Linked DNA regions of Homo sapiens: regions 2 and 3 are each linked to region 1. A link is a loop called in an ENCODE intact Hi-C map of the cell type or tissue named here. Cell type or tissue: IMR-90. All regions are shown on one strand. Each heading gives the region's core, and the rest is flanking DNA. Links, peaks and the distances in the headings are about the cores only. Region 1 has its middle 18 kb from the start of BEND3. Region 2 overlaps PDSS2 (decaprenyl diphosphate synthase subunit 2). Region 3 overlaps SOBP (sine oculis binding protein homolog).

The links. Peaks named below come from ENCODE experiments on the same cell type or tissue, not always from the same donor. Only the 100,000 strongest peaks of a DNase experiment are listed, where the experiment ranks them.
Region 2: it touches region 1 in a loop (2.2-fold over the local background); 4 of 110 quality-filtered maps call a loop at or near these places.
Region 3: it touches region 1 in a loop (5-fold over the local background); 4 of 110 quality-filtered maps call a loop at or near these places.

What each region holds. Positions count from the first base shown.
Region 1 is chr6:107,128,097-107,138,243 of GRCh38, forward strand. It overlaps the pseudogene RNU6-1299P. Among named protein-coding and RNA genes, the nearest start is that of BEND3, 18 kb to the left of the region's middle. RefSeq lists an enhancer at 1,632-1,721. In IMR-90, for the core only: a CTCF peak has its summit at 4,469 (motif pointing right); no DNase peak of the experiment used is centred there.
Region 2 is chr6:107,317,649-107,327,795 of GRCh38, forward strand. All of the region lies in intron 2 of PDSS2 (decaprenyl diphosphate synthase subunit 2), which reads right to left. Among named protein-coding and RNA genes, the nearest start is that of PDSS2, 140 kb to the right of the region's middle. In IMR-90, for the core only: no CTCF peak of the experiment used is centred there; a DNase peak (open chromatin) is centred at 5,983.
Region 3 is chr6:107,652,680-107,662,826 of GRCh38, forward strand. It overlaps SOBP (sine oculis binding protein homolog), which reads left to right. Exons shown (of 7, transcript NM_018013.4): 7 at 5,528-8,627. Among named protein-coding and RNA genes, the nearest start is that of SCML4, 170 kb to the right of the region's middle. RefSeq lists enhancers at 4,850-5,427, 5,176-5,225, 5,428-6,004, 5,466-5,655. In IMR-90, for the core only: a CTCF peak has its summit at 5,422; DNase peaks (open chromatin) are centred at 5,542 and 6,292; H3K4me3 peaks cover 728 bases; H3K27ac peaks cover 3,306 bases.

The DNA.
Region 1 (10,147 bases), core at 2,464-7,463:
ATTACCCCCTTGACCTATATAATCAGCATGGAGCAAACAGGAATAATTGCCCTGTGCAACCCGAGTGTGTGAGTTTGAGGGAAGGGGGACAGAGGAATTCAATAACCAATAACCCACATTTACCTACTTCTTCCCTCTGAATATTTTACATTAGAAATGACAGAAGATTTGGGTTCCTTTCCCCTAATAAAATGAAAACCATTTTTTAGAAGAAAGTAATAGAATCAGCAGAAACCAGTGGCATATGTGTGGTGAAACTCATAGCGAGTATTGGGACAGACATGGCACATATGTTTTACTCCTCTAAGACTCAAACATTTGGTATTTCCTGAATTCTCTTTGTGGAGATAACAAAGTTTTCAAATGGCATATATAACAAAATATATTACATCCAAGTTGATAGCCAATGATTTAATAACATTTAATATTAAAACAATTAAGACACATAAAAAGTGCAGCATCTATAGCCTGTAAATTCTTCCGGCATATTATGATCCTAGCTTTCAGTAAGTAAATGTTATACTTATGGAAGCTGCATTTATTAGGACTTGACATTAGATAAGTAAGTAAATTACTTCAGGTATCAAAGAGTTCTCTACTCTAGGCTGGAATAAGTGAATGTGCTTTCCCAATGCCTATGTTCTGAGATAATTTTTGCAGTGATGGAATTCGGCTCATATCAGCAGTAGAGAGAGGTGAGCAAGACCACTTAGTACCTAAATATAGGGCTGAGAATTCATGCAGCTGGCAGGAGAAGATGAGACCTCTTTGGAAGATGGCTTGGGTAGCTTTAATGTGAAAAAAGCTTCCAAAATTAAAAATGTTTAGTCATTGTAGCTACAAAAAAAAAAAAAAAAAAAAACCACAGGGTTGGGTGCAGTGGCTCATGCCTGTAATCCCAGCACTTTGGGAGGCCAAGGCAGGCAGATCACGAGGTCAAGAGATCGAGACCATGCTGGCCAACATGGTGAAACCCTGTCTCTACTGAAAATACAAAAATTAGCCGGGCATGGTGGCGTGCTCCTGTAGTCCCAGCTACTCAGGAGGCTGAGGCAGGAGAATTGTTTGAACCTGGGAGGCAGAAGTTGCAGTGAGCCGAGATCGCATCCCTGAACTCCAGCCTGGTGACAGAGTGAAACTCAGTCTCAAACAAACAAATAAACAAACAAAGAATTGAGCACCTCTGATTGAAAGCCTTGAGTCCTTTGGGGACTAAGAAATGGATAAGCAAGGTCCCTGTCCTCATAGAACTATCATCTAACCGAGGAATCAATCGTGAGCCCCGGAAACTGTGATGTAAAGCAGAAAGGAGAGGCCCAGAGTGCGGGGGAGCAAGGAGCTCAAAGAGATCAGGAAGATTCCATGGAGGAGGGGCTGAGCAGGATTCTGACCCATGAAGGCTGGGCGAAGGGCACTCTGGGCAGGGAAAATTGCGGGCAGCAGCTGAGGCAGGAAACTGCAGGCCATATTTGGAAACCTATAAATAGCCCTTCTGAGTGAAAAACAGAGAGCACTGTAGTTAGAGGGAGAAGTAACAGGTAAGGCCAGAGAGACAGGTGGTGAACAGATTGAGGCCTTCTTCCAGTCTGAGCCACACATCTTCTGAAACCTGGCAATCAGCCTGGTGCTTGACTATTTCATCGAAGACAAATGTGACCACTGGCAGCCACAAACCAAGAAGACCCTGATCCAAGAACTGGAGCTCTGCTGCTGGCCGCAAATGCTGGTCTCTCAGACTGCTTATCTCGGACTCAGTAATACAGTGGTAACTCGGAATTGGGAAGATGCCAGGAAGAGGGATAGGGACAGAAACATAACCAGTAACTGACCATTGCCCTCTACAGTCTTATACCCCCACATGGCTTCCAAGAAGCCCAGTTTTAAGCTGTTCAGGGGCAATGCCTAATATACTAGAGCAGGGTCACATGTTTGTATATGCAAAGAAGGAGAAACTGCCTTAACACAGCAAAGAATTTAACAAGGAATAAAACAAACGAAGAGTTCTGATCCTGCTGGGTAACAAGAGATCATCCACAAGAGGCAACTGTTAATTTAAAATTTCATGGCATTGCCGGGCACGGTGACTCACGCCTGTAATCCCAGCACTTTGGGAGGCCAAGGTGGGCAGATCACGAGGTCAGGAGATCAAGACCATCCTGGCTAACATGGTGAAACCCCGTCTCTACTAAAAACATATAAAAAATTAGCCAGGTGTGGTGGCAGGCGCCTATTAGTCTCAGCTACTCGGGAGGCTGAGGCAGGAGAATGGTGTGAACCTGGGAGGCGGAGCTTGCAGTGAGCCGGGATCATGCCACTGCACTCCAGCCTGGGCGACAGAGAGAGACTCCATCTCAAAAAAAAATAAATAAAATAAAATAAAATTTCATGGCATTGATGCAATAGGGTAAACAGCCTCTGGATGGATTTCTCACCTTTGCATGTTTACCTTTTTTTTTTTTCTGCTTGAATTTCAATTAGTCTTAGCCTAACAATGGCTTTTTTTTTTTTTTTTTTTTTAGACAGAGTCTTGCTCTGTCGCCCAGACTGGAGTGCAGTGGCGTAATCTTGGCTCACTGCAATCTCTGTCTCCTGGGCTTAAGTGTTCCTCCTGCCTCAGCCTCCTGAGTAGCTGGGACTACAGGAGCGTGCCACCATGCCCAGCTAATTTTTGTATTTTTAGTAGAGACGGGGTTTCATCATGTTGGCCAGGCTGGTCTTGAACCCCTGCCCTCAAATGATCCGCCCAACTTGGCCTTTCAAAGTGTTGGCCACTGTGCTCGGCCCAATAATGGCTTCTTATAGCCAACCAAAACAAATGGAGTACACAAAAGCTCTAAAATAAAAAATACAGTGCTACTATATTCTAAGCATTCAAGAGCTCCTTGATAAGCACAATAAAACCCCATGATAATGCCCTCATCAAAAATATGATTTCATTTTATTTATTTATTTTTGAGACCGTGTCTTGCTCTGTCACCCAGGCTGGAGTATGGTGGTGTGATCATGGCTCACTACAGCTTCACCTCCTGGGCTCAAATGATACTCCCACCTCAGCCTCCTGAGTAGCTGGGACTATAGGCACACACCGCCATGCCTGGCTAATTTTTTGATTTTTTGTAGAGACAGTCTCACTATGTTGCCCAGGCTGGTCTCAAACTCCTGGGTTCAAGTGATACCCCTACCTTGGCCTTTCAAAGTGCTGGGATTACACGCATGAGCTACTGTACCCGGCCAAAAATAAAATTTGTTTTTTTTCTTTTGAGATGGAGTCTTGCTCTGTCGCCAGACTGGAGAGCAGTGGTGCAATCTCGGCTCCCTATAACCTCCGCCTCCTGGGTTCAAGTGATTCTCCTGCATCAGCCTCCCCAGTAGCTGGGACTGCAGGTGCCCAGCACCATGCCTAGCTAATTTTTGTTTTTTTAGTAGAGACAGGTTTCACCATTTTGGCCAAGCTGGTCTTGAACTCCTAACCTCAGGTGATCTGCCCCCCTTGGCCTCCCAAAGTGCTGGGATTACAGGCGTGAGCCACCGTGCCCGGCCAAAAATATAATTTTAGATATGATGCAGAATTGACAGCTGGCTCCCATTCCCTGCCTAGCCCCTAAACAGGGCAGGTAGAGGGAGGTCTTAGAGAGGAGGCCAAGGCCATAAAGATAGGGAAAAGGCATGTGAACTTGTTTCAGAGAGAGAAGAGGTGAGGGGTAAATCTCGTCCTAATTATTCTCCCAGCTGAATCTGGCCAACTAACTGGGACATTTCCCAAATCGCTAATGTTATCCTGCAGCTTCTGCACTCAGAATTGTCCCCAGTAGGCCGGGCATGGTGGCTCACACCTATAATCTCAGCAGTTTGGGAGGCCGAGGAGAGCAGATCACAAGGTCAGGAGTTCAAGACCAGCCTGGCCAATATGGTGAAACCCTGTCGCTACTAAAAATACAAAATTACCTGGGCATGGTGGTGTGTGCCTGTAGTCCTAGCTACTCTGGAGGCTGAGACAGAAGAATCGCTTGAACTGGGTAGGCGGAGGTTGCAGTGAGCCGAGATCGCACCACTGCACTCCAGCCTGGTGACAGAACAAGACTCTGATTCAAAAACAACAACAAAGAAAACAGGATGTTTAGCCAGGTGCGGTGGCTCATGCCTGTAATCCCAGCCCTTTGGGAGGCCGAGGTGGGTAGATCACCTGAGTTCGGGAGTTTGAGACTAGCCTGACCAACATGGAGAAACCCTGTCTCTACTAAAAAAACCCCACAAAATTAGCCAAGCTTGGTGGTGCGTGCCTGTAATCCCAGCTACTTGGGAGGCTGAGGCAGAAGAATCGCTTGAACCTGGGAGGTGGAGGTTGCAGTGAGCCGGGATCACGCCATTGCACTCCAGGTTGGGTAACAAGAGTGAAATTCCGTCTCCAAAAAAAAAAAAATTGTCCCCATTAATATTTAACTTGGGGCCGACCACCACCACCAGGTGGCATCAAATCACAACTGAGTCTGGCATGAATTTATTTTTGATTTATTTAAAAATTTTTTGGTAGAGACAGGGTATTGTTATGCTGCCCAGGCTGGTCTTAGACCCCTGGGCTCAAGCGATCCACCCGCCTCAGCCTCCCAAAGTGCTGAGATTACAAGCCTGAACTGCTGTGCCTGACCTGGCATGAATTTAGATAGGGCAGTTAGCTCCCAAATTCCTCACAGCTAGCTAGACTGACCCACAATGGTCATTTTGTTGTTAACCCTGCAAGAAATTGTAACCTTCCATTTCATATGACTGATTTATTTGGATCTCAGTTATAATTACAATTACAATTATAATTACAATAGGATTTACTGTATTAATTTATAACCAATAATTGATGAAAGTACTCTCTTAGTAAACTAAAGGCCAAAGAATATTAAATTAGACATTGTACTAATTATTTTGTGCTAATTATACATATACATATTATATATATAAAATATTTATACACACATATACAGAATGCTCGCTTTGGCAGCACATATACTAAAACTGGAATGATGCAGAGATTAGCATGGCCTCTGCACAAGGATGACACTTTTATTTAACTTTGCAAAAAAAAAAAAATTAAGAAAACCAATAAACACACACACACACACACACACACACACACCCCCCTCATAGCTTGAGTTTATTTATTTTTTGAGACAGGTCTCACTCTGTCACCCAGACTGGAGTGCAGTGGTGCAATCTTGGCTCATTGCAACCTCTGCCTCCCGGGTTCAAGCAATTCTCCTTCCTCAGCCTCCCGAGTAGCTGGGATTACAGACATGCACCACTACTGCCTGGCTATTTTTTTTTTTTCTATTTTTAGTAGAGACGGGGTTTCTACTAAAACCCCGTTTAGTAGAAACGGGGTTTTTTTTAGTAGAGACGGGGTTTCTCCATGTTGGTCAGGCTCATCTCGAACTCCCGAACTCAGGTGATCCACCCACCTCGGCCTCCCAAAGGGCTGGGATTACAGGCATGAGCCACCGCACCCGGCTAAACATCCTGTTTTCTTTTTTGTTGTTGTTTTTGAATCAAAGTCTTGTTCTGTCACCAGGCTGGAGTGCAGTGGTGCCATGTTGGCCAGGCTGGTCTCAAACTCCTGACCCCAAACAATCCACACTGCTCGGCCTCCCAAAGTGTTGGTATTATAGGCGTGAGCCACCGCACTCAGCCCAGTTTATTATATTACTGAAATTTTCAGGCTGGGCATGGTGGCTCACACCTGTAATACCAGCACTTTGGGAGGCTGAAGCTGGAGGAACACCTGAGCTCAGGAGTTCAAGACCTGCCTGGACAATAAAGTGAGACCCCATCTCTACAAAGATTACACAAATTAGCTGGGCATGGGCGTACATACCTGTAGTCCCAGCTACTCAGGTGGCTGAGGTGTGAGGGTTGCTTGAGCCCAAGAGGTCAAGGCTGTAGTGAGCTATGATCATGCCATTGCACTTTAGCCTGAGCAACAGAGTGAGACTCTCTCAAAAAAACCCAAAATAGACAAAGAAAAAATGAAGGCTGGCCATGGTGGCTCACACACGTAATCCTAGCACTTTGGGAGGCTGAGGTGAGAAGACTGCTTTAGCCCAGGAATTTGAGACCAGCCTGGGCAACATGGCGAAACCTCTTCTCTACAAAAACTTACAAAAATTTGCTGGGTGTGGTGGTGTGTGCCTGTAGTCCCAGCTACTCGGGAGGCTGAGGTGGGAGGATTGCTTGAGCCTGGGAGGTCGAGGCTGCAGTGAGCCATGATCACACCACTGCACTCCAGCCTGGGAGACAGACTGATACCCTGCCTCAAAAAAAAAAAAAAAAAAAGGAAAAGAAAAGATGGAAAAAGTACTAGAAAAAAGTGAACCAGGCTGGGCGTGGTGGTTCAGGCCTGTAATCCCAGCACTTTGGGAGGGCAAGGCGGGTGGATTACTTGAGGTCAGGAGTTTGAGACCAGCCTGGCCAACATGGTGAAACCCTGTCTCTACCAAAAATACAAAAAAAAAAAAAAAAAATTAGCCGGGCGGGGTGGCACGCGCCTGTAGTCCCAGCTACTCAGGAGGCTGAGGCAGGAGAATTGCTCAAACCAGGGAGACAGAGGTTGTAGTGAGCCGAGATCACACCACTGCACTCCAGCCTGGGTGACAGAGTGAGACTCTGTCTCAAGAAATACAGTGAAGGAGTTAGTAAAATTTACCACTGGTAGCTGGGCACGGTGGCTCACGCCTGTGATCCTAGCTCTTAGGGAGGCAGAGCCAGGAGGATGGCTTGAGCCCAGGAGTTCGAGACCTGCCTGGGCAATACAGTAAGACCCTGTTCTCCACAAAAAGGGGAGAAAAAAAAAAGAAAGAAAAAAATTACCTCTGGTAAAACTAGTTATTGGACCCTTGAAGGTGACTTATTTGTTTTCTGTCAATATCACCCTGTGTGTTATGTTTTTTCAGGTAGGAGATGGCTTGGTGAGTAGGAATTATCTTCAGTTTCAAATAAATCTCATTTTGGCTTTCATTCCTCTGAAAATTAGCAATACAGGGATGAAAAGAATTGTGCCTGTCTTGCACTATTGTGCACTGTTCTTGCACTAAGAATAGTGCTTCATATCATAAGCACTGTATGTGTTGCCATTATTAGTAACCTTTGCAGTGATTATTGTGCTCTTGGATCACCCAGACACACTCTCCCTCTTGCTGCCATCCCCGCCCCATTCACCCGTCTAAAACAGGTACTGTATGTCTTTTTTTGGCGGGGACAGAGTTTCGCTCTGGTTGCCCAGGCTGGAGTGCAATGGTGCAATCTCGGCTTACTGCGACCTCTGCCTCCTGGGTTCAAGCGATTCTCCTACCTCAGTCTCCTGAGGAGCTGGGATTACAGGCGCCCGCCACCACGCCCAGCTCATTTTGTATTTTTAGTAGAAATGGGGTTTCACCGTGTTGGCCAGGCTGGTCTTGAGCTCCTGACCTCAGGTGATCCACCCACCTCAGCCTCCGAAAGTGCTGGGATTACAGGCGTGAGCCACCATGCCCGGCTAAAACAGGTACTATATGTCAAACACACAACATTGTGTGGCCACTCCTTGAATAGTTCACTGAACATTTTAGATGGCTTCATGCTTACAGAGTTTCTTTCTTTTTTTTTGAGAGAGAGTCTCACTCTGTGGCCCAGGCTAGACAGCCCCCCGAGTAGCTGGGACTACAGGTTCACGTCACCAGAGTGAGACTGCATCTCAAATAATAATAATAAAAAAGTGACCCAAAAGAAAGGGGGAAGAGGCTGGGTGCGGTGGCTCACACCTGTAATCCCAGCACATTGGGAGGCTGATGGGCAGATCACATGAGGCCAGGAGTTTGAGACCAGCCTGGCCAATATGGCAAAACCCTGTTTCTACTAAAAATACAAAAATTAGCCAAGTGTGGTGGCGCATGCCTGTAATCCCAGCTACTGGGGTTACTGAGGCATGAGAGTCTCCTGAACCCGGAGGTGGAGGTTGCAGTGAGCTGAGATTGCGCCACTGCACTCCAGCCTGGGCGACATAGCTAGACCCTGTCTCAAGAAAAAAAAAAAAAAAGAATCGAGGAAGAATCTTAGTATTTGACAATGTAGAATATAAGGGAAAAAATATATAATAAGGGAAAAAGAAGGGTGTTACACACTGATGAATGATAGAGCAAGAAGCACCTGAAAAAATTGCAGGAATAGATACATCAGGTTAAAAGATTTTAACACATGCTTTTCAGAAATTGATAAATTGGAATTACAGTTGTAAGCGACCATGCCCAGCTCAATTTTTATTTGTTTTTGTCTTTATTTATTTATTTTTTTTTGAGACAGGGTCCCACTCTGTTGCCCAGGCTGGAGTGCAGTGGCGCAATCTCAGCTCACTGCAACCTCTGCCTCCCAGGGTCAAGCAATCTTTCCACCCCAGCCTCCCAAGTAGCTGGAACTACAGGTAAGTACCACCACTGCTGGGTAATTTTTGCATTCTTTTGTAGAGACGAAGTTTTGCATGTTTCCAGGCTAGTCTTGAATTCCTGGGCTCAAGTGATCTACCTGCCTTGGCCTCCCAAAGTGCTGGGATTACAGGCATGAGCACCTGGCCTGTCTTTTTGATTTAAATTTCTCTTTGAGATAATCTTATTATTGGATCTGTTTAATTCAATCTGAAAGTCTGTTTTTTAATTGAATTTAATTAATTTTTATTTATTATAATTCATTATAAGTACTTATTTCTGCCTTTTTATTCCATATTTTTCATTTACTACAGGTCTTGGTCTGTTTTGTGTTGCTATAACAGAATTAGGCTGGGTAATTTATCAAGAGGTTTATTTGGCTCAGGATTCTGGTGGCCGGAAGGTTCAAGATTGGGTAGCTGCATCTGGTGAAGGTCTCAGGCTGCTTCCACTCATGGTGGAAAGAGGAAGGGGAATGGGAGTGTGCAAAGATCATAAGGCAAGAGAGAAAGCAAGGGAGAAAAACCAAGGAAGCTAGACTCTTAACAACCCACTCTCTGGAAAGCTAACTCATTCCTGCAAGTGTGAGAATGGGTTCCTGGGAGAGCATTAATCCATTCATGAGAAATCCACCCCCATGACCCAAACACCTCCCACTAGGCCCCACCTCCCAACACTGCCACATTGGGAATCAAATTTCTTTCTTTCTTTTTTTTTTTTTTGAGACGGAGTCTCGCTCTTGTTGCCCAGGCTGGAGTGCAATGGCCTGATCTCAGCCCACTGCAACCTTTGCCTTCCAGGTTCAAGCGATTCTCCTGCCTCAGCCTCCCGAGTAGCTGGGATTACAGGCATCCACCACCTCGCCCAGCTAATTTTTTGTATTTTTAGTAGAGACGGGGTTTCACTATGTTGGCCAGGCTGGTCTCGAACTCCTGACCTCAGGCAGTCCACCCGCCTTGGCCTCCCAAAGTGCTGGGATTACAGGCGTGAGCCACTGTGCCCAGCTGGGAATCAAATTTCAACATGAGTTTTGATAGGGACACACCATATCCAAACCATAGCACTACACATTTTTCTTTTCCCCTTTCTTCTTTGCATTGGATTGTTGCTTTTATTAGTTGTTGCTGGCTTAAATGTTAAGCATTCCAGTACGCCTGGAACCTGTCTTACTTCAAAGTTCATGTGTGTCTGCTGCATCACTCCAGGAATTATTATTATCTTTTTTTTTTTTTTTTTGAGATGGAGTCTTGCTCTGTCACCCAAGTTGGAGTGCACTGGCATGATCTCAGCTTACTGAAATCTCCGCCTCCCGGGTTCAAGTGATTCTTCTTCCTCAGTCTCCCAAGTAACTGGGACTACAGACATGTGCCACCATGCCCAGCTAATTTTTTGCATTTTTAGTAGACACAGGGTTTCACCATGTTGCCTAGGCTGGTCTCGAACTCCTGACCTCAAGTGATTCACCTGCCTCGGCCTCCCAAAGTGCTGGGATTACAGGCATGAGCCACCACGCCCGGCCCTCACCAGGAATTATATGTCAATGGAAGTTTAGGAATGTATCATCGACTCCAGTGGATCTAAAACAGGGTGTGTGTGTGAGAATTACCTGAAAATTCTGAAAAACATAGGTCTGGATACAGCCCTTATTCTAATGCAAGCCCTTGATTTTAATATGAGTGGTTCATAGACCATATTGTGCAAATACTGTT
Region 2 (10,147 bases), core at 3,222-8,221, 190 kb after region 1:
TCCAACTCCTTATTCTATGGATAAAAATAAAAGCTCCCAATATAATATTCATAATTTATAACAATAACATGCAGATCACCTTTTACCGTTTGAAAATGGCACCAAATTAGTAATGGTCACCATTTCTACAGCAAAAAATAATGTGAGCACTTTACTGCTTGATGGTACTGTTAGATTAGTGGTCCCCAGTTTGGGGTACGCAGATCTTTAAGGGTTATTTACAGTAGGTAACAAGTTCTTCACAGAGGTGAGTAATTTTCCCTTTCCAAAATGTCGAAGGAAAGCAATGTATTCCCCCTCCCCCCAGATAAAGTAACATCTGTTAACAAAATTTTTAATTTTCTTTAATTTTGTACTCATTAATAAGATGCGACAGTGGTTATCTTGTGGTCATCAGAAGCTCAGATTGGCAGTTACAAGTGTATCTAATAAAATGGAAAATCATATAATGATGATTTTATATATAAAGTGCCTGGTAAAGACGCTTTTTTAAACAGGGGTGGGAGAATAACAAAAGGAATCCTGAGCGGTAAACAGGTGGGGAGGTTATCATAATGAAGTATATACTGGCTAATTTCCCTCCACTTCTCCTTGACCGCCCCGCTTCTTTCACCAAGGCAGTCTAAGAGGAAGTAGCTATCTACTTCAACAACAGCTCTAACAGGAGACCAGAAGAGGTCAGCGGAGAGCAGTGCTAGGCACCCATCCTCCCACCCAGAGGGCTGAGCTCCAGAAGATCCCAGGTCTCTGTTTACTCAAAAAAGAAGCAACTATGAAAACAGAACAAATTGTTTTATTCAATTTTTTACTTTGACACAATCAGAGATGACCTATAAGTCTGTTGTAATGGTTAGCTTAAAAAAAAAAGATCTGAAGTAGAAAATGAAAAAATTTTCCTTATATACCAAAAAGTTCCCTGAAGAAGACAATAAAAATGATAATGCCTTGATAGTGACATAATCTTATTTTCTCTGAGATAGCTAGCAATCCATTATTTCTTAAAAACATGAGTTGCAGGTGCACAAAAATTCCCATTTAAATATACTCAGTTCATCGGCCGGGCACGGTGGCTCACGCCTGTAATTCTCAGCACTTTGGGAGGCCAAGGTGGGTGGATTGCCTGAGCTCAGGAGTTCAAAACCAGCCTAGGCAACATGGTGAAACCCCATCTCTACTAAAAACACAAAAAATTAGCTGGGCCTGGTGGCAGGCGCCTGTAATCCCAGCTACTTGGGAGGCTGAGGCAGGAGAATCACTTGAACCCAGGAGACAGAGGTTGCAGTGAGCCGAGATTGTGCCATTGCACTCCAGCCTGGGTGACAGAGTGAGACTATGTTAAAAAAGAAAATATATATATATACACACACACACACACACATACACACACACACACACTACACACACACTCAGTATCTGATTATTTGTGCTATGGAAAAAAGAATGTGCAATTACTAAGAACTGGTCAAGTACTACAGAGTCCCTGGTTTCTAAATTAATTCTAAAATCGGAAAGTGGAAAAATTAAACATGTTTTTTGAATGTTTTAAATATTTAAATATAAATGTTTCTTCTCTTATACCTTCAGGGAGTGTAAACCAAATAGAAAGTTTCCCCTACTCCCCACATTTAAAGCTGAAGAATTAGAAGGAAAACACACTATATAAACTTTTAAACACCAGCTGTAGTGTTTTTACTTGCCTTCCTCAGAACTTCCTTCATTGAAGGTACAGTACCTAAAAACCAGCTTTTGCTACGTTCCCACGCAAATAGAGGTCATGATCTGGGGTGTTCTGATTGACTATAAACTTGTAGTAGTATACCAGGCACAGAAAGAATGGCAACCACAAAAGACAACGTGGTACCTGACGTTAGGGGCCTTATGAATTTAATAAGGGCATTGATAAAATTAGAAAATGCTAAGGAAAGACCTAAAATGGATGAATATATTCAACAGATAACAGAGAGGTCCAAGTTACCTTGCCTACCCCTCTAATTGTTTTTGAGGAAGATCAACTTTCAGCCAAAGCGCTGCAGACAATATAAAACAAAGTTTGCATAAAGTACCTTTGAAAATAACAAGCTGCCTATAAACCGTTGCAGACGTGTCAGTAACAAAGGTTTTGCAAAGTTAAAGCCCTAAATTGAATTAAACCCTAATAATTTTGTATTATTACATTTTCATTCCCTGACAATTCTGATTTTTCAGCTTACTGTTTTTGTTAAATTTAAATTGGTCTGGTCTATCTATAGAGAGAGATAAAAAAGCAAATCCCTATTTTTTAAAGTTCTGAGTTGAATGGTATAAAATTAAATACAGAAATGCATTTTAAGTGCAAAGTATCCTTCCACTGTTGCCAGAAAACAAGTAACAAAGAGGAGTTAAGTAATTTAACAGCCATATTTTCTCACTCGCCTTCATTGGGAACACAGTCGTTTGCATGGCATAATAAGCTGTAAATTATAAACATTTTTACATAGCCTGCTGCAAAGAAAAGTCTGCCAGCTTTCTACTATATTGGATAGTGTTCAAGTGATTAACTATAGCTTTGGAAAAAAGGGGTGGAAACTTGTTTTGCGTCGCAGTTTGTTGGTTCTCACGTACAGCCTCAAAAAAATCCATTACATCATTATTTGCAACAAATATGTAAGTAATTATAATAGAGTAATAGAAGCTCCATATTATTACAGGATACAAATTACTCATGGACAAGAGAAAATCTTGTAGGTGCATAATCATTCAAGTATTTCCTTGAAATGTTGTCTCTAATGAGTATGAATGTAATGGTTTCCAAAAATAACAAAATTTGCAGCACTGACATTTCAGGACTAATGACAAATGAAATACACTTTACTCTTTGTCTATAGGGAAAGCCCATTAGACAGAATATCTGCTTAGGGCACAAGTCTATTTTAAAAAAAGGTTCTTGTGTCAAAGAAAATATATAAATATCTGTGTTTCACAACATATAAAGAATAAATGTGTGAAAGGAAACATGCAGTAATAGAGATAATGGCCTGCAAACATAAACGTTTTTATTTTTAAATTATATAGAGCCCCACCAAAATCCACATTCAACCCCCTAAGAAAATTTTGTCTCAATAAATCAACAATAATACATGGAGCACTTGAGTGCCCACCATAGTGCTGGGGCTTTGGAGGTCAAAGAAAAAGTTTATAACCTGATGTCTGTCCACTATACTGAGGATGTCAAGATGACTAAGAAAGTATATGTAAGGCACCCTACTTCATAGGTTGTCTACAGTAATGGAAAGAGCATGAATTCTATGGTCAAATGGGATTTGAAACTCAACTCTGTGATTTTCTTACACTATAAACTTGAGCACGTTATTAAATTTCTTTAAGCCTGTTTACCAAGAAAAGCAATTTCTTAACCAATGTTAAATGTTAAATAAATGCACTAATATATATAAAGAATATGGAACAGTAGCAGACTTATAGAAAACTCTATATGTGTTAGCTATAGTAATAATTATATTTCTATATTTATTATAGTTAGCTTTGCACACAGCAGGTGTTCAATAAATGTTTGTTGAATGAATGAATGAATGAGCAAAGGAACAAATCTAGCAGAGGGACAAGATAAATATGCAGATTACTATAAAATAGACGAGAAGTGCCTCAAAGGTACAAAATGTAATAGAGGCCTCAGTGGAGGGAGAGGTGATAGGTTGGAAGATGATTAAGACACAAACCCTGACTTCTAGAAGGTACTGTTTAGTAAGAAAACATACATAAATCAGTATTTACAAAACAGTCATTACAAACAATGTGTTAAGTGTTTTAAGATTTCACAGAACCTTTCTTCTATGTTCTAGCTCTAAATACACCACGGCTTTTCCCGGAGTGTCCAAATCCTATATGTTCATGAGCAGATATGCCTAACTTCTACAAGCCACAAACTGAGGAGCTGAGAGGTGGGACCAGTGCTCAGTGCTCCCCTTATTTCCTCATTTTGGTGAAAACCACTGTTCCTTTGAAACCAGCTCTACTTCTGCCATCACTCCTCTTCTCTGTGCCTCTACATTTATTGAAGTCTCAGTTCTGTTGTTCTGGTTGACTTCAATCATGTGAATTGCCCACCCTACAGTTTTTCAATATACTCAATTCAACCACCTCCACTGTATTCTGTGAAACCCACTTTAAGGCACAACTGAACATAACCAATCAGAACTGTTCCACTTTTGAAATCTCCACTTGGATATCCAACTTTCCATCTAAAACCTACTGTCTTTTCTGCTCTTTCATTGCATTACCACTTCCACCCCTGCAAACTGATTCATCATGATCTCCAGTCCCTTGATCACTACTTTCTCTCTAGTTTTGGGCTCCCTCAACCTCACTTCCTACCTGATGGGGCCTAAACAATCATATTAGATCAACCTACACTCTTGCACATACCCTTTTCTTGATGACAAAGAAAAACATTAATCATGCTTTTATCTTCCTCACATCCACTCTAGGGCTGTTAGGAATTGCCTGTTGCTGTGTTAAGGAATTTGTATCTAATCCTGTAGGGAATGCAATTGAAGAGTTAAGGATGTTTTACTCCACTTAAAAACTTGAGGCCAGGCCAGGTGTGGTGGCTCATGTATGTAATCCCAGCACTTTGGGAGGCCAAGGCAGGTGGATCACTTGAGGCCAGGAGTTTGAGCCCAGCCTGACCAACAGTGAAATCCCGTTTCCACTAAAAATACAAAAAAATAGCCGGGCATGAAGGCGCACACCTGTAATCCCAGTTACTTGAGAGGCTGAGGCATGAGAATCACTTGAGCCTGGGAGGTGGAGGTTGCAGTGAGCTGTGATCGGGCCACTGTACTCCAGCCTGGGTGACAGAGTGAGACTATCTCAAAAGAAAAAGCAAACAAACAAAACAACAACAACAAAAAAACTTGAGGCCGGGTGTGGTGGCTCATGCCTGTAATCCCAGCACTTTGGAGAGCCAGGTGGGTGGCTCACTTGAGCCCAGGAGTCTGAGACAGGCCTGGGCACCATGGCAAAAACACCTCTCTACAAAAAATACAAAAACATTAGCCAGGCATGGTACATGCACCTGTAGTCTCAGCTACTCATTTGAGCCCGGGACATTGAGGCTGCAGTGAGCCATTATCGTTCCACTGCACTCCAGCCTGGGCAACAGAGGGAGACCCTGTCTCAAAAAACAAAAAACAAAAACCTTGAGAAGAGGAGGGAATGAGGGAAATCTTAACAACAGAAAAGGGAGACTTAAGATTCCAGTAACTATAGAGAGGGAGGATGCCAGGATTAGAGATAACCAATCAGAGAATCTGCCCTCTTTGCCTCTATTATCAACACCACCCACTTTCAGGAGTGAGAAGGAAAGTCCAAGAGCACAGTGAGGAAGACATTTCTTAGGCACTAAGCCACCTACAGATGTCAGCTCTCACCTATCATCTTATGTGAGGGGTGTTAAAGACTACCTACCTTTAGTTAAACAAAGGGTTTATCAGTGGACATGGGTGGATTGTGAACCCAATGGTGACTGTGGAAATAGCTCTAGTAGTTAAGTTCCAGCAAAAGAGTTTTAGAAAGGAAATTACATCAATAGCAAGTGTCAGGAAGACTCTAGATGCATACATTGTTTCCTTACCTACTCATTTGAGGTCAAAGACTATTTCTTATTCATAAGAAATATTCAGTGTCTTTCAGTGTCCAGTGCTGTGCCTTGCAGAGACAGGAGGTGGTCAGGGTGACTTATTCTGGACCACAGGATAGTTGAACCTATCTAGATGTGTACCCTGTTAGTTAAGCTCCTGGTTTGAAGCCCATCATTGCCCCTGCTGTACAGATGAGTAATTTCAAAGAGTGATTAAGTAACTTACTTAAGGTCAAATAGCTAATCAATTGCAGAATTGAGACAAGAACCCAGATCTCTGGCCCTTCATCTATGCCTTTATTATGACACACTGTTTACCACTGAGATGCCTTCCGTATGAGTTCAAAGGATCACCATTAAGTCATGAAGCTACTAAGCTGACTCTGCCAATAAAATTAATATTTTAAGTGATTTGCACAACTTCTATCACATGATGAATGCCCAAAATTAAGCACTGTTTAAAATGTAGAATTAGTCACTGGACAGTGCCTTTAACTTTGGCTACTTACCAGTCAACATACAGCCCTTCTTTAAGGAAAGGATTTTAAAATTTTTTACTATTAACAAAAACAATTTATGCAGCTTGTGTTTTGCTGTGATAGATTAGGCAGGCTAATCTATATCATGTTATTTACATGCAATAAACTAACTCAGCTGAGTAGATTAGTAGGTAAGCCCACCTACTTTTTGTGGTTAATTATACTGTTTTGTAAGAAGCTGATCCTATTTTGTGTTTTTCCAAAAGCTCTGGTGAAGTAATGACTTCTGACGTACAGTATGTTAAACATAAAGAGCCTTCCCTTTTCTTTCTCAACATATAATTGCTGCATTTGTGCATGCTGTGCAAGTTGAACATAACAATAAAAACTTAATGAAGAAAATAAGTACTGGTTGTAATGAATTAGTAATATTACTAGATTTGTATCTGGAGTTTACATTTACTGTTGTAAGTAGAATACAATCAATAGGAATATGTAATCAAATTGCACATGCTTTCATCTCTTGAGATTTATCTGAAAAGGAGCTGAGATATCTTTAGGAAATTATTTCCAAAAGCCTACACTAAATTCAATTATTCTGCATAATCATTTAAAATCACTGTCAATAAGCGCTCCTCATTTTTAAGGTTCTTGTAGTACAAAAAGATACGTTTCTTAAATAGGCTTTTATTGCTTTACAAGTATGAAATATAACTTTTTCATTTTTAAATTTAGTTATACAAAATAACATGAATAGGTTATTAAAAAACTGAAATACTACAAATAAAGTCACCTTTAGACCATTCCCTTATATCTGTTTCCAAACCTCTCCAACCCCTTCTTTCTTCAACCACTGTTATTAGCAGGTGAGTAAGGTTCCTTCCAGACTCTTTGTTTGCATTCACATGTTATCTTAAAAACAAAACAAAACCATAACTGATTTTTAAAATGCTACATATTTGAATATTACCTATTTCATGTTTATATAATTGACCCTAAATAAATAACATGATCAACATGTTCTGCCTTAAGCCTCATTTCTTAAGATGTTTTTTGATTTGATCAGTCCCCAAGGGAAATACAGTTTGTTAATTTTGTTTGGCATTTTGAAGTGCTAGACGAATTCTAATGTGTGGAATGAAGGTGAGGATGGATAGATAGTCACAGCCTATTGTTACTATAATTAGAAGTCGTCAGATGCTAATTAGTACCACATTAAAATGATAAATTATGAACTACAATATTTGCAGCTGAGACCAAGTGCAATTCCCTAAATGTAAAGGTTTATAGAAAAAAAAACGGCCTCTTTCACAGCTTTTTATATTCTCCCTTCTCTCCTTAAGATTATTTCACACAGGCCTCCAAATATTCTATCACTTCCTCTAACACCACACTAAGCGTAACCAATTTTCACTTAGAGGAGAAAGTAATGTTAAGATCTGTAATTTGATTTTAAGATGTTTCTAGATTTAACTTATAGTTATGTTTATGATGATTTTTGTGATAAGTTCTTGAAGCCCAACAATTACCTCAGTATGTACAGGTGTTTCTTGACTTACAATGGGGTTATGTCCTGATAAATCCATTTAAAAGTCAGAAAATTTTAAGTTGCATCATGGTAAGCCAGGGACTACCTGCATATCATTAATTTAACCTTAATCAATTGAATACACCGAGTAGAGTGAAGAATTAGCACAAATGCGAAGAAATTGATGGTGTCCATTTGAACAGATGGCAAATTTTAAAAAGCTAATCTAAAGATAGCATTTTACTTCATTCCTGCTTTTTTTAACAAAAATAATTTTTTTTATACTTTATTATTTTTATTTGTAGTTTATGCATTTTCACAGGATATTTGATCTGGTCAAAGAGGCCAAAGGATAAAAGTTCAGGTCAGCCCAGGGACTCCAAAGCCCTCATTCTAATTACAGGATAGGGTTTCTAAGCTAACTACCTGTTCATGTCTTTTGTCCATGTTTGTGTTGTAATTTTCTTCTTCCCGATTTATAAGATTTTCAATTGATTTGTAGGTTACAACTTGGCTTTTGGTCATGTATGTTGTAAACATTTTTGTAATTTGGGCTTTGTCTTTTGACTTCATGGGAATTTTTTCCACTGAAGAGTTATTTTTTGTGCAAATGTGTTAATCTTTTCATTTATAGTGTCAAGTTTTGGAACTTTTTCATAAAGTCCTCCCTGCTCTGAGATAAATACTACCACTACTAGTGACAATTATTCAGCCATGATCAAATAGTCATTGCTATCTATATGCTAGAAACATGCTGAATGCTGAGGTAATACGGATAAAATACAATTATCTGAACTATGTTTTTTCTTTTTTCTTTTTTTTTTTTTTTTGAGACAGAGTCTTGCTCTGTTGCCCAGGCTGGAGTGCAGTGGCACAATCTTGGCTCACTGCAACCTCCGTCTCCCGGGTTGAAGTGATTTTCCTGCCTCAGCCTCCCGAGTAGCTGGGACTTACAGGCAGGTACCACCATGCCTGGCTAATTTTTTTTTCTTGTATTTTAGTAGAGACGGGATTTTGCCATGTTGGCCAGGCTGGTCTCAAACTCCTGACCTCAAGTGATCTGCCCATCTTGGCCTCCCAAAGTATTGGGATTACAGGCGTAAGCCACTGCACCCAGTCCAATCATCTGAACTATGTTTAAAAGCACATAGAGGACACAGTCTTCTCTTATCAGCATTACAAATAAATACAGAAAATGTTCGGTCATGATTTTCTTCTTATTCGCCAACTCACCTGCCACCCAGAAGTCACATAGGTAATAAGATAAAAATAGTTGTTTTGGCTGGGCGCAGTGGCTCCGCCTGTAATCCCAGCACTTTGGGAGGCCAAGGAGGGCAGATCACTTGAGGCTAGGAGTTCAATACCACCCTGGCCAACACGGTGAAACCCTGTCTCTACTAAAAATAGAAAAATTAGCCAGGCGTGGTGGTGCAGACCTGTAATCTCAGCTACCTGGGAGGCTGAGGCAGGAGAATCATCTGAACCTGGGTGGTGGAGGTTGCAGTGAGCCGAGATCATGCCATTGCACTACATTCTGGGTGACAGAGCAGGGCTCTGTCTCAAAAAAAAAAAAAAGTAGTTGTTTTACAGATAGAATTGGTATGCTTTAAAATTGGTCAGTATCCATTATGTATCCTGGCAAATAGACCATCTAAAAAGAAGAAATGCCAACGATGACTTTACTTCTCATTCAATTACTCATTTAATGTTTTTTCATTCTTGCATATTCTACTTGTACCTGAATTGATCTCTATAGCAAACAGATTAGAGACAGAGCAAGGTGGGTAAAAAGAAGGTGGCTACACTTCTATAAATGAATATGTGTGTCCCAGGACACTGCAGATCTTTAATTCAATTCAGTGTTTTTTTCCTCAGATTGGCAGGTGTGTCTCGCAGTTGGATGTGGTCCAGCAGGTCCCTATGCTGCAATTCTGAAGCAGTGGGAACATCATCATTGCACTGGGTCCCCAGCAGCAGCATATTCTCTACCCACTGCTGCTTAGAGGAAATGGAGTTAAGGGTAACACAAACTCAGGAGAGTCTAAAACCTATCAGTAAAACTTCAAGACTTATAGATACCAGAATTGAAGCTGCAGATAACAGAGGTGGGCAAAGAAAGTGTAGTAGAAAAAGGAATTGGTTGAAATATGAAGGAAAAATAAAATAAACTTTTGATGAGACTTAAAAAATTTCCCTGGACAGGGCCAGGCAGGCTGGGGTGCAGTGGCACGAACCTGGCTCACTGCAACCTCCACCTCCCAGGTTCAAGCAATTCTCTGCCTCAGTCTCCTGAATAGCAGGGATTACAGGCGCCCACCATCATGCCCAGCTAATTTTTTTGTATTTTTAGTAGAGACAGGGTTTCACCGCCTTGGCCAGGCTGGTCTTGAACTCCTGACCTTGTGATCCACCTGCCTCGGCCTCCCAAAGTGCTGGGATTACAGGCATGAGCCATGGTGCCCGGTCAACACTTTTCTTTTCCTTCTTTAAATATATTATATTGCT
Region 3 (10,147 bases), core at 2,402-7,401, 520 kb after region 1:
AGGAAGAATCAACCAATGTGGCAAACTTTATTGTTGTCTTATTTTAAGAAATTGCCACAGCCACCCCAGCCTTTGGCAACCACCACCCTGATTAGTCAGCAGCCGTCAGTATCAAGGCAAGACTCTCCACCAGCAAAAAGGTTATGGTTTGCTGAAGGCTCAGATGATTGTTAGCATTTTTTTTTTTTTACAAATAAAGTATTTTAAATTAAGAAATGTAAATTGTTTTTTAGACATAATGCTACTGCACATTTAATAGACTACAGTATAGTATAAACATAACTTTTATATGCACTGGGAAACCCTCCAAAAAAATGCATGTGACTTGCTTTATTGCAATGCTCACTTTATTGCAGTGGTCTAGAACCAAACCTCCAGTATCTCCCACGTATCTTCATCAGTTAATGAGCTATAAGAAAAGAGATGTCATCCTCTTCAAAAATGAGAACAATTTCTATCCTGCAAAAGCCATTTAAAAACTCTTCATGAAGCAATGGTTGATGGAGGAGAGAAGGAATCGTGTTTTGGTAAAAACCTTCCTTCCTGGGATGGGTTTGGTGTGGGGACCACTATCTGGCATCACACTCAGAGTTTATCAGCTAGTGCAGGCGGCTCTGTTCATTGACCGCAGGGCTCTACCCTTGTGAGTGTCCCAGAATAGCTGCGGCTACCTGAGAGCAATCCAGTCCTCAGGGACTCGTTATTGTCCCAGATAAACAGCGTTGCCGCAGCCAGCACGTAATGGCTGTATTTAACTGTGATAAGTGATGGGCAGACGTGCCCGAGTGAGTGGATCTCTGGTAGGGCCTGGGTAATTGGACAAAGGCAAGCTGGCTGGCAGCAGGCATTTCTTGCACATCATAGAATTGATGCCACAGGGTTTTAGACTCCTGGGGATAAATATGACAGACATGGGGAGCTTGCCTTCTAAATGAGGAAGACAGGACAGACCTACTGGATTTTGATTATGCTAATTACAAAAGTATTTGAGGAAGGAAATAATACAAGTTTAGAAAATGGGTTAGATTAATAGAGGCAGGCTTCCTGGTAGAAGTGGAATCTGCCACCACAGAAGAGCTAGTTTGGAAATGTTGGGATGTAGAATAAGACAGACATTTTTCTCTGAACACACATTTACTTTTGGGAGTGGTTGCCTGGAAGTTTTATGGAATGCTAACAGTGAAAGTCTTAGGCCATAAAGGTCAAAGAAGTAAAGGTGAGAGTGGCCATATTTTGACAGTATCAACATTGAGAGAATGTATTTAGACACAGTTTTGCTATCTATAATTCTCTGGAAAATTTTGTGTTATAAAGGTGGATGAGTATCTAGATCACATTCTTGGCCATGCTTCCCTGATAAAACAGAAAAGTGACTCACCAGGTGAACAGAGAGTCTCTCAATGCATTTGGTGTGCAGTTACGATTCCATGAAGAGAAATATTTCATTCCTCTGGCCAAAAGGGGCAGGCAGGCCTGGAATTCTGAAGATAGCTGGTCATACATGCCCGATGGAGACCATGCCTTGTGGTGCCAGCGTGTGTGTATGGTACATACATAGTACATGTATGATACATATATAGCATAAGAAATGGGCTTTTATTTGTATGTAATTGTGTGTGTCTGATGCTTCATGTAGCAGGGGTGGGTTATCCTGCCTTCAGACAAATGCCCAAATCAGAGGAAAACCCAAGTGTGAGGTACAATTGTGGCCACTTCCCCAGAATCCCCTGCTTTAAGGGGTATTCCACAAACCTCTGCCATAGATGTGTGTGTATGTTTGTGTGTACTGAGAGAAGGAGACTTTCTGAAATTTTGGAGTTCAGGGTCCAGAAGTTCATGGGCTTCCTTGTATACTGGTAACAGATTAATATTCAGTTGTTCAAGTTTATAATTCTACATATTTGATACTGGATTTTGTGGAAAGATTCCACAATCTGAGCATGTGAGAAATGGAAGACTTAATACTGAAGCTCACCCAGGCCCCCACTGCACAGAGGAAGAATCGAGGCTCTGAGGGATGGTGGCTGAGGAACACAGTGGAAGAATCGAGGCTCTGGGGGAGGGTGGCTGAGGAACATGGAGGAGGAATCAGGGCTCTGAGGGAGGGTGGCTGAGGAACATGGAGGAGGAATCAGGGCTCTGAGGGGAGGGTGGCTGAGGAACAGTAGAAGAATCAAGGCTCTGGGGGAGGGTGACTGAGGAACATGGAAGAGGAATTGAGGCTCTGAGGGAGGGTGGGTGAGGAACATGGAAGAGGAATCAAGGCTCTGAGGGAGGGTGACTGAGGAACATAGTAGAAGAATCGAGGCTCTGGGGGAGGGTGGCTGAGAAACAGGTCCAAGGTCACATAGCCAGTCAGAGGCATTTGTACTGTAACTCGGGTCTCTGTTTCGCTTATTGTAGTAATTTCCCCTTTGCACAGATGAAGACATTTAGACATGGAGGACAGTTTTTTCGTAAGATTCTTCTGCTTGGCAAGGACAAAACAGAACCAGCTCCAGACTCTGGAACTTCCTGCCATGATCACTTTCTAAAAATCCAAACTTATTTCCTCCCCACTCTGTTGGATTTCATACCTTCCATACCAATAAATATCAGAAAAGTGAAGCCCAAGCTTGGTTCTTCATTTTCATCGATTCCAGAGTCTTTTCCTGTGTCACCAACAAGGGGGCTGCCCTGAACCAGCCAGAGCCAGAAGGACAAATGAGGATGCCTTCAATACCGCCCCCTCCTCAAATGTTATCAGCAGAGAGGGACTTGTACTGCCACCATCTGGCCTTTGTGGGTGTCCCAGACACAGCAAGTATGTGGTGAGAGGGAAGGAAACAGCACAAATTGTCTACTTTACCATTCTCTTAAAATAAGCTTCGTGTGAGCAAGCTTTTCAGAGCAGCAGGACTAGGGCTGCGAAAAATAGAGTGTGGTGCAGCTGCACCCTTCAGAACTTTGGGGGAAAACACATATTATTTACCAGACAATAATAGATACCAGAGAATAATAATGATTATTATAGTGTTTGGGATGGCAAATGCTGTAGTTAAGGTTCCAGAATGGCTCTTATTATAATCCCGTTTTACCGAGTCTCTTGTGAAAGCCTGGAAATTTTCTTTAAGTAGGCTGATGCTGTCCGTGTTTGGTCTTTGTCCAAAGGTGATTTGAATATAAAGAAACTTACTGGAGAAACATTCATTTTTTTAAATAGTGATTGCATTAAAGAAAAAAGCTACATTATTAAAAAAGCAGTTGCAGCATCCCTAAGTAAGCAATTCAAAATGGCGGTGTTTCCCAGTTTACTGGAGGAAAATGTTAAACATTCTCCCTCCTCCCTTTTAAAGAAAGAAGGAGGCCCCCTCTAACTACAAGATTCAGTCACTCTTGGTTCCAGGCCCAGAGGTGGGGATGGCTTCCCTCCCTCCATAGCAACTTCCAGGCTGTGCTTGCTAAATGCAAAAGAATTGTTCCCAGAAGAAGTGACCCCGGTGTCTTTGGATCCACTTGTCATCTCTGCAGCTCCTCAATTTTTGTGGCCTCACATTTGATAGTGGCTCTTGGTGCTTTTATTTTTGTATCCCCTCTCTCCATTGTCACTTATTCTTGAGAAAGAAAGAAAAGAAAGAAAGAAAGAAAGAAAGAAAGAAAGAAAGAAAGAAAGAAAGAAAGAAAGAGAAAGAAAGAAAGAAAGAAAGAAAGTAAGTCAAATGTGAGCTCTTTATTCAGAAATAAATATCCACATTTCCAAATCTGACCATGCCAAATGAAAAGGTTTCCATGGCCTTGTAATTCCACCCCCATTACATATTTGTGGTGTTTTGCATTTTCACTTTGGTTATTTAATATACATATTAAGTACACACAGATCTGGTGATTTAATGTGATTGGGGGAACTCAGGCATTTCCTGTCGTGCACAGTGAAACTTTCAAACCTTGTTTTTGGCTGCTGCTGATTATTGTTGCCATTAACACCAGGATTTAGATAGCAGGGTTCAAAGCACAAGCTTCCACTTAGTCCTCCCAATGGGCATTTGACCTCCTCTTGCTCTTGCTAAATTCATGTTATAAACACTCCAAGCAAGCTTCCAGGTCTCTTTGTGGCTCCATTTCTTCACTATAAAATGAGGAAATGGTACTGTATTATCTCTGGGGTCCCTTCAAGTCCTACATTCTATCACCTCTCTGAAGTTATTTGTTCATTGTTCTAAGAATAATCTCAACAGTTGTAAAGATGTTTACAAGTCCTCTGTCACCACCTCACCTTAGCCAAATTTTACCCATTCACATTTCTGACAGCCTCATTTATTGGCAGGAAGAAAAGGTGCTGTTTTGGGGCATGGCAGAAGAGAGGCGCCTGACCCACTCATGTGATCAAAGTGTGTCGAGCGCCCACAGCGGGCCAGACTCTGAGCTACGAGTTGGGTGTAGAGACACGAGCAAAACAGACAAGCCCCTGACCTCTGGGGCTTTACCATGCAGTTGGCAGACTTCTAAGTGGCTGCTCCCAGAACTGACTGAGTGGCCTCAGGAAGCTCTATTTCAAACCAAGTGACTGGCGGCAAATGAAAGAAGGCTGCAGGTATCAAGAGGCAGAGCCTCATATCTCGGTGAATGTTGGGATGAGCATTCCCCAGAAACTGACTTTCCTGGTGGAAAATCCTGTTCAGAGCCTCTGCCCTGGGACCCCAAGGCTCTTGGTTGATTTATTTTCTTCCAGTCCAGTGCTACTGTTTGTTTTGGATGTGAAGAGATGTGAATGGCTCACCTTTTACAGGCAAGACCCACACACGGAGAAAAGCAAGCATTTCTTCCAGCTTAGTTGCCTTTGTGGGAAACTTCTGAAGATAGGTATATGTGTCCATGGTAATTTTCCACTTGCCAAAAAGTGAATCTATTGGCCCTCTTTTCAGCAAATACCAGAGCTGAGACATGGGGTTACAGGAGTGAGGTCAGGAGCTCCAGGGTCCTCCGTGACCTTGCCTGGCTTTGGAGTGACCTTGGGTGACTCAAAAGACCTCCTGCTGGGGCTGGATGCGGTGGTTCATGCCTGTAATCCCAGCACTTTGGGAGGCTGAGGCAGGAGAATCACTTGAAACTGGGAGGCAGAGATTGCAGTGAGCCAGTTGCACCACTGCACTCCAGCTTGGGCAACAGAGCGAGACCCTGTCTCAAAAAAAAAAAAAAGCCTCCTGCTGGTTAAGCATGCAGTCATGTGGAGGGGGAGGGTTGCTGGGTTGCAAAGGATGCTGTGGTCTTTGGGTGAGGGCGTGGTGTACCCTACTCATTATGGTATTCCAAAAAGCGACTTGAGTTTCATTTCCTCACACAAAGCTGGCAGGGCTGACCTGAGCAGACCGTGAATGAAACTCCTGTTGAAATCACGCTGTGCTGCAGCGGTTCTGGGGCTCATCCTAGGTCTGCCCTGGCGGCTGGAGAGTGTGCTGCTGTCTGACTCATGCCTGGGTTCTCCCCAGCTGGGCGGAGGGAGGGGGATCGGTCCAGTGGATTCTGACAGCCCCTTCTGCTCTTTTTCCAGGAACGTTCACTCACAGGGTACGCTCATGGAGAGAGGGCGCAGAGCAAACCATGTCACGCCATCCAATGACACCAGCTGGTCAGCTCACCACCCCCTCTGGCTAAAACTCAAGCAAATAAAGCCGCTTCCTGTCATTAAGCATCTCAGAGGAAGCAGCCCTCCCTCGATGGCCTCTAGCCCAGAGAAGCCCGCGCATCTTGGACCCACCAAGCAGGCCCAGCCTTCCTGCTGCCACCATCTCTGCTTCTCCCCAGAGGAACTTAGGGATTTCACCCCTGGCTTTTAAAAAAAACGAAATACCGACAAGCCACAAGGACCAATGTAGGTATTCTCCCCGCCCCATCTTCAAGGCTCAGCGACTGAGGCTGGAAGATGATATGGATTGGAACACAAAAAATCTTTTTTTAATCTTTTTAAAAACTGCTGTGGTTTTGCTGCTACACTAAGAATTGTGATTTGCATTGTACGGTTTTGGACCTATATTGTTCACGTTTTGATGGCGGAGAGGGGTGGTCCTGGAGGCCCAATGCTTCAGAGTCATCTCTGTCCTGCCCGGGATGCACTTTTAAATGAAGAGTTAGAATATTTTATTGGCTAATATACTTTTCTTGTTATTTTTACAAAGGCCACCTTTATCCTTTTTGATGCCATATTTTCAGTGTTACACTTTTATGGCTTTTAATTTTCGATTTGACAGATGTAAGAAGCAGCATGAATAGTTTATACTGTGGTTTTTCAGAGACTGAATGCCAAGAGAACTCGGTAAATGTTTATTCTTCTCAGCTTTCTCTTTAAATTCCCCTAAATAGCGCCCCATTTGGGAACAGAGCAAGAGTGTTGAACTGAAGACCAAAATGCCCTCAAGGTGTAAAATAATCCGAGGGGGAATATTTGCTGGGCGTCAGGAAAGACTCAGATGAAATTTCAACCCTGATGGTTTTCGGTGATCCAGGAAGTCAGTGAGACAATCTCTCTATATGCAGAGCCCTTTCATGATAATTAGAATGGTATGGACAAACCAATGAAAACAAGAGGGAAAGTGAGAAAGATCACCCATGATTCTGTTTCACTGTTTGCTTTCTCCTGTCATGGTTAAGAGAAATGTGCAATTCGATCCTCAATCAGTGGGTGGAGGATAACAGGGTAGATTCACTTGTGTGCACTTGTACAGTTGTAGCTGCGAGTCCAGAAGTCCTCTAGAGCATGTGTACTGGCACTGAGTTGGTGAGACAGTTGTGGAGTATCCCATTCTGATGAGTACAGAAAAAAAAAGAAAAAGAAAAGAAGAGAAAAAATTAAGAAAAAAATCAAAAAAGGAAGAAAACTAAAAAAAAAAAAAATCAAATCACCTTGTGATTCAGTGTATCTGTTTACTAACTCAAATAAAGCAATTGTTCCCTCTGGAGGGGTCCAGGTGCCCCCGCCCCACAAGGCCGCGGAGCCTCAGCAGGAGGGGTGGCGAGTTGCGGGTGGGCAGGGCCAGGACGGTGTGGCGCCAGCCTTGAAGCACCACGGCCCAAGGATGCGGTGTACATACTGTATTTCTAGATTCTCCTTTGTACAGAGTCACTTCACAAGTCAAGCTACTGTTTTACAGGTGCTCCTTATTTATTAGAGCTGTGAGAGCTTGGGGGACACACCTGGCGAGCAAGCTCGCTTTTTAAAAATGAAATTTGGGGGCAGGGGAAGGGGAGGCGGGAGGGAGGGGAAGCTCGCAAGCCCGGGGAGAGATTTATAAAAGTAAACAAAAGAAAACCTTCCAGCAACAAATTAAAAAATAATAACAAATCAACCCCAGCACCAAACCCACCCAGGCAGGAAGAAGCCGCCCCTCCTCTGGGGCCATATTTTTCTGCTGGGTCACAACATTCTCCTCTCCCTGACTGGTGTCAGATTCATCAAACAAAAAATAAATCTCGAAGAAAAAAAATGCACTTACATGTGCTTATTTGGCTTTTCTCATTATTATGACTACTGTTTTTTTTTGTTTTTTGTTTTTTGTTTTATTACAGAGGTGTTCATTTTTCTCCCCCTGGGAAACATTTTAAAAAATAGAACTAAGGAGTTTTAAAAGATGGTAAGCTACTGGGATGGCACTGTCTCTTCCTGACCTGCTAGACCACGCTTGTCTGCAGACAAGAGCCCACTCCGTCCGTTCCAGGGCCTGCTTCCTAACCATGCCCATCACTGACAGCACACAGTGCATGGGAAGTGAGTGTTTAGGCTGTAGACCCAGGTGTGGTGTCCCTTCCAAGTGCTCTTCAAGTCCTGATCTTTTTTGGCTCCAAGGGTTCAGGCCTGAGGTTCAAGAAGCACCATCAAATGGAGGCAAACATGCTCCACGGGTTCCACTCACATCCACACACCATCTCACCCCACTGACTAGAGAGACTTTTATTTCAGCCTTATGTGAATGGGGTGGGTCCGTTTGGCTCTTTGATACCTGAGTTAAATATCAGAAAGTTCCTAAGGTGGAAAGTATGCTAATATCTAGTTCTAGTCATTGTAAATCTAGTTCAGTTCTCTTGTTCTACATATGAAAAAACAGAAGCCTAGAAAAGCAACTCGACCTGTTCAGAGTCTCGCACTTAGTTGATTTAGCTTCTCAAAAAAATGAATGTTCATTAAAATCTGAGGCACCACGAGCAGCTCCCTTGAAGTGATCATCCTGTGGATTCCGGAGACCTGATTTTCTTCTCCCATGGAGCCCGAGAGAATCTTGGAGGCTTCCTGGTGCAGAGTTATATTTATGGCGGTGACTCCGTCTGAACTCTGCCGAGGCAAGCCCAGCCAAGGACGTGCCAGCGGCCGAGGCACCCGGCTGTGGTTGTCCTGATAGCATTATTCATCTGGTCTTGGCCATGGAGACAGTCATCCAGGATATTGATTTTGCTTTTGTCTGTAGTCCAAGATTGTCAAGCAAACATTTTGACCCTTCTGGAAACAAAAGGTACCTTTGTTCCAGCATAGAAAGATTCTGTGGCATCTCATAAGCCATCAGCACCCCTTTTCCTCCTCTTCCTTCTCACGATCTTACTGCTGTCTGAATGCACAATTCTCTTGGGATATCAAAACCATATATAAAGAGAAATAGAAACAATAATGTATGTAAGTGTGAATACGTGTCGAGCGTTTGCACATTAGTCTCATTTAATCTTCACAATAACCTTCCCTATGGGAAGGGCCTTTATTTTCTCTTTATTATAAATACAAAGAACCTGGAGCTCAGCAGTTTAGTAATCACCCAAGGTCACAGGGCTAGTGAGTTGCCGAATGGGATTCAAGCCCAGGAGGCTTGGCACCAGTACCCAGCCCCTACCTCCAGTGTGGAGAAAAACTGTTGACATCTTCATGAAGAGTCTTCGACTTCCTGTAAATGTGTGGTAGTGATTCAGTTTTATTCAAAAGTGGTCCTCATTTTAAACCAAGCCAGAAGATTGCATGTTAATGGTGAGTGCACGCCTCACCTTACTGGATGCGGGGACTTGCAGAGGACATTCTGCTTTCTGAAAAATGAGTCAGGCGGGATTTTCCTTGGTGGTTATCAACCCCCCGCAGAACACAAAGCCCCATGCCTGATGCTGAGGGGAGGCCAGAGAGGAAGAAAACTCACAGTCCCTGCCCTAGTGGTTTATACTTGATGGGAGGATAGGGCTGTGGAAAAGATGGACCACTTCTTGGTCTCACTAGGACACTCTGTCAATGTTTTCCAGGGTTTATGTAATCACACGTTTGGAGCCTGGATTCATAACTTTGCAAAGCTGCCCTCCCCTGCAGGTAGGTGCTCCCCTGATAAGGGATGGGCACCTTGAGCCACAAGTAGACCTGTAAGTACCAGGCCATGCCGCCCAGATGGCACAACAAAAGACCAGACTGAGGCTCAGGTACATAGGCACTGAAGACTCTGGCGAAGTCCTTCCCCTCCTCAGCCACCCCGTGTACCCCAAGGGCCAGATGCTTAGCCTCCTTTAACAGCTTCAATAGGGACCCTCCCTGAGACATGTAATACCTCCTTGCAGGTTTTCAGTGGTTCCCTGTAGCCTACGAAGTCAAAGTCAAGGGCAGGGTATAACATGCAAAGCCCTCCCAACTCTGGCTTTTGCTGCCTCCCAGCCGAGTCCACTCCCACTCCCTGTCACCAGCCTTGCCAACATAACACCTGCCTAGAACTAGGAACTTGTTCCTATGCCCCTGCTCTCTCTCCCTCCTGTGCCTTGCACATGGTATGTCTTTCCTTCCTCTTCCCTGGGCAATTTCTGCAGCCCAGCTGCTCAGATGAGGTCTTCCCTGGGAAGCTGCATGGACCAGCTCCTCCCCTCCCCTGCTGGGGCAGGCGCCCCCTCTGTGCTGACCTCTGCCCTGATGCAGATCATACTCAGCTTTTCCAGCCGCTCATCTGTCTGTGCGCTTTACCAGTCTGCAAAGTCCTTGAGGATGGGGATTGTGTCTTATTTGCCTCTCATCTCCTGAGCACATGCACAGCCCCCGGAAAGCCCTCATTGTCATTATTTATTTTAAAAACTAATAAGCCATCTCCTTCAAGGATCAGTTTACATGCCACCCCTCCACGAAGCCAAACTTGAATCCCTGAGGGGCAATTAATTGCTTCTCCCTTGGGCT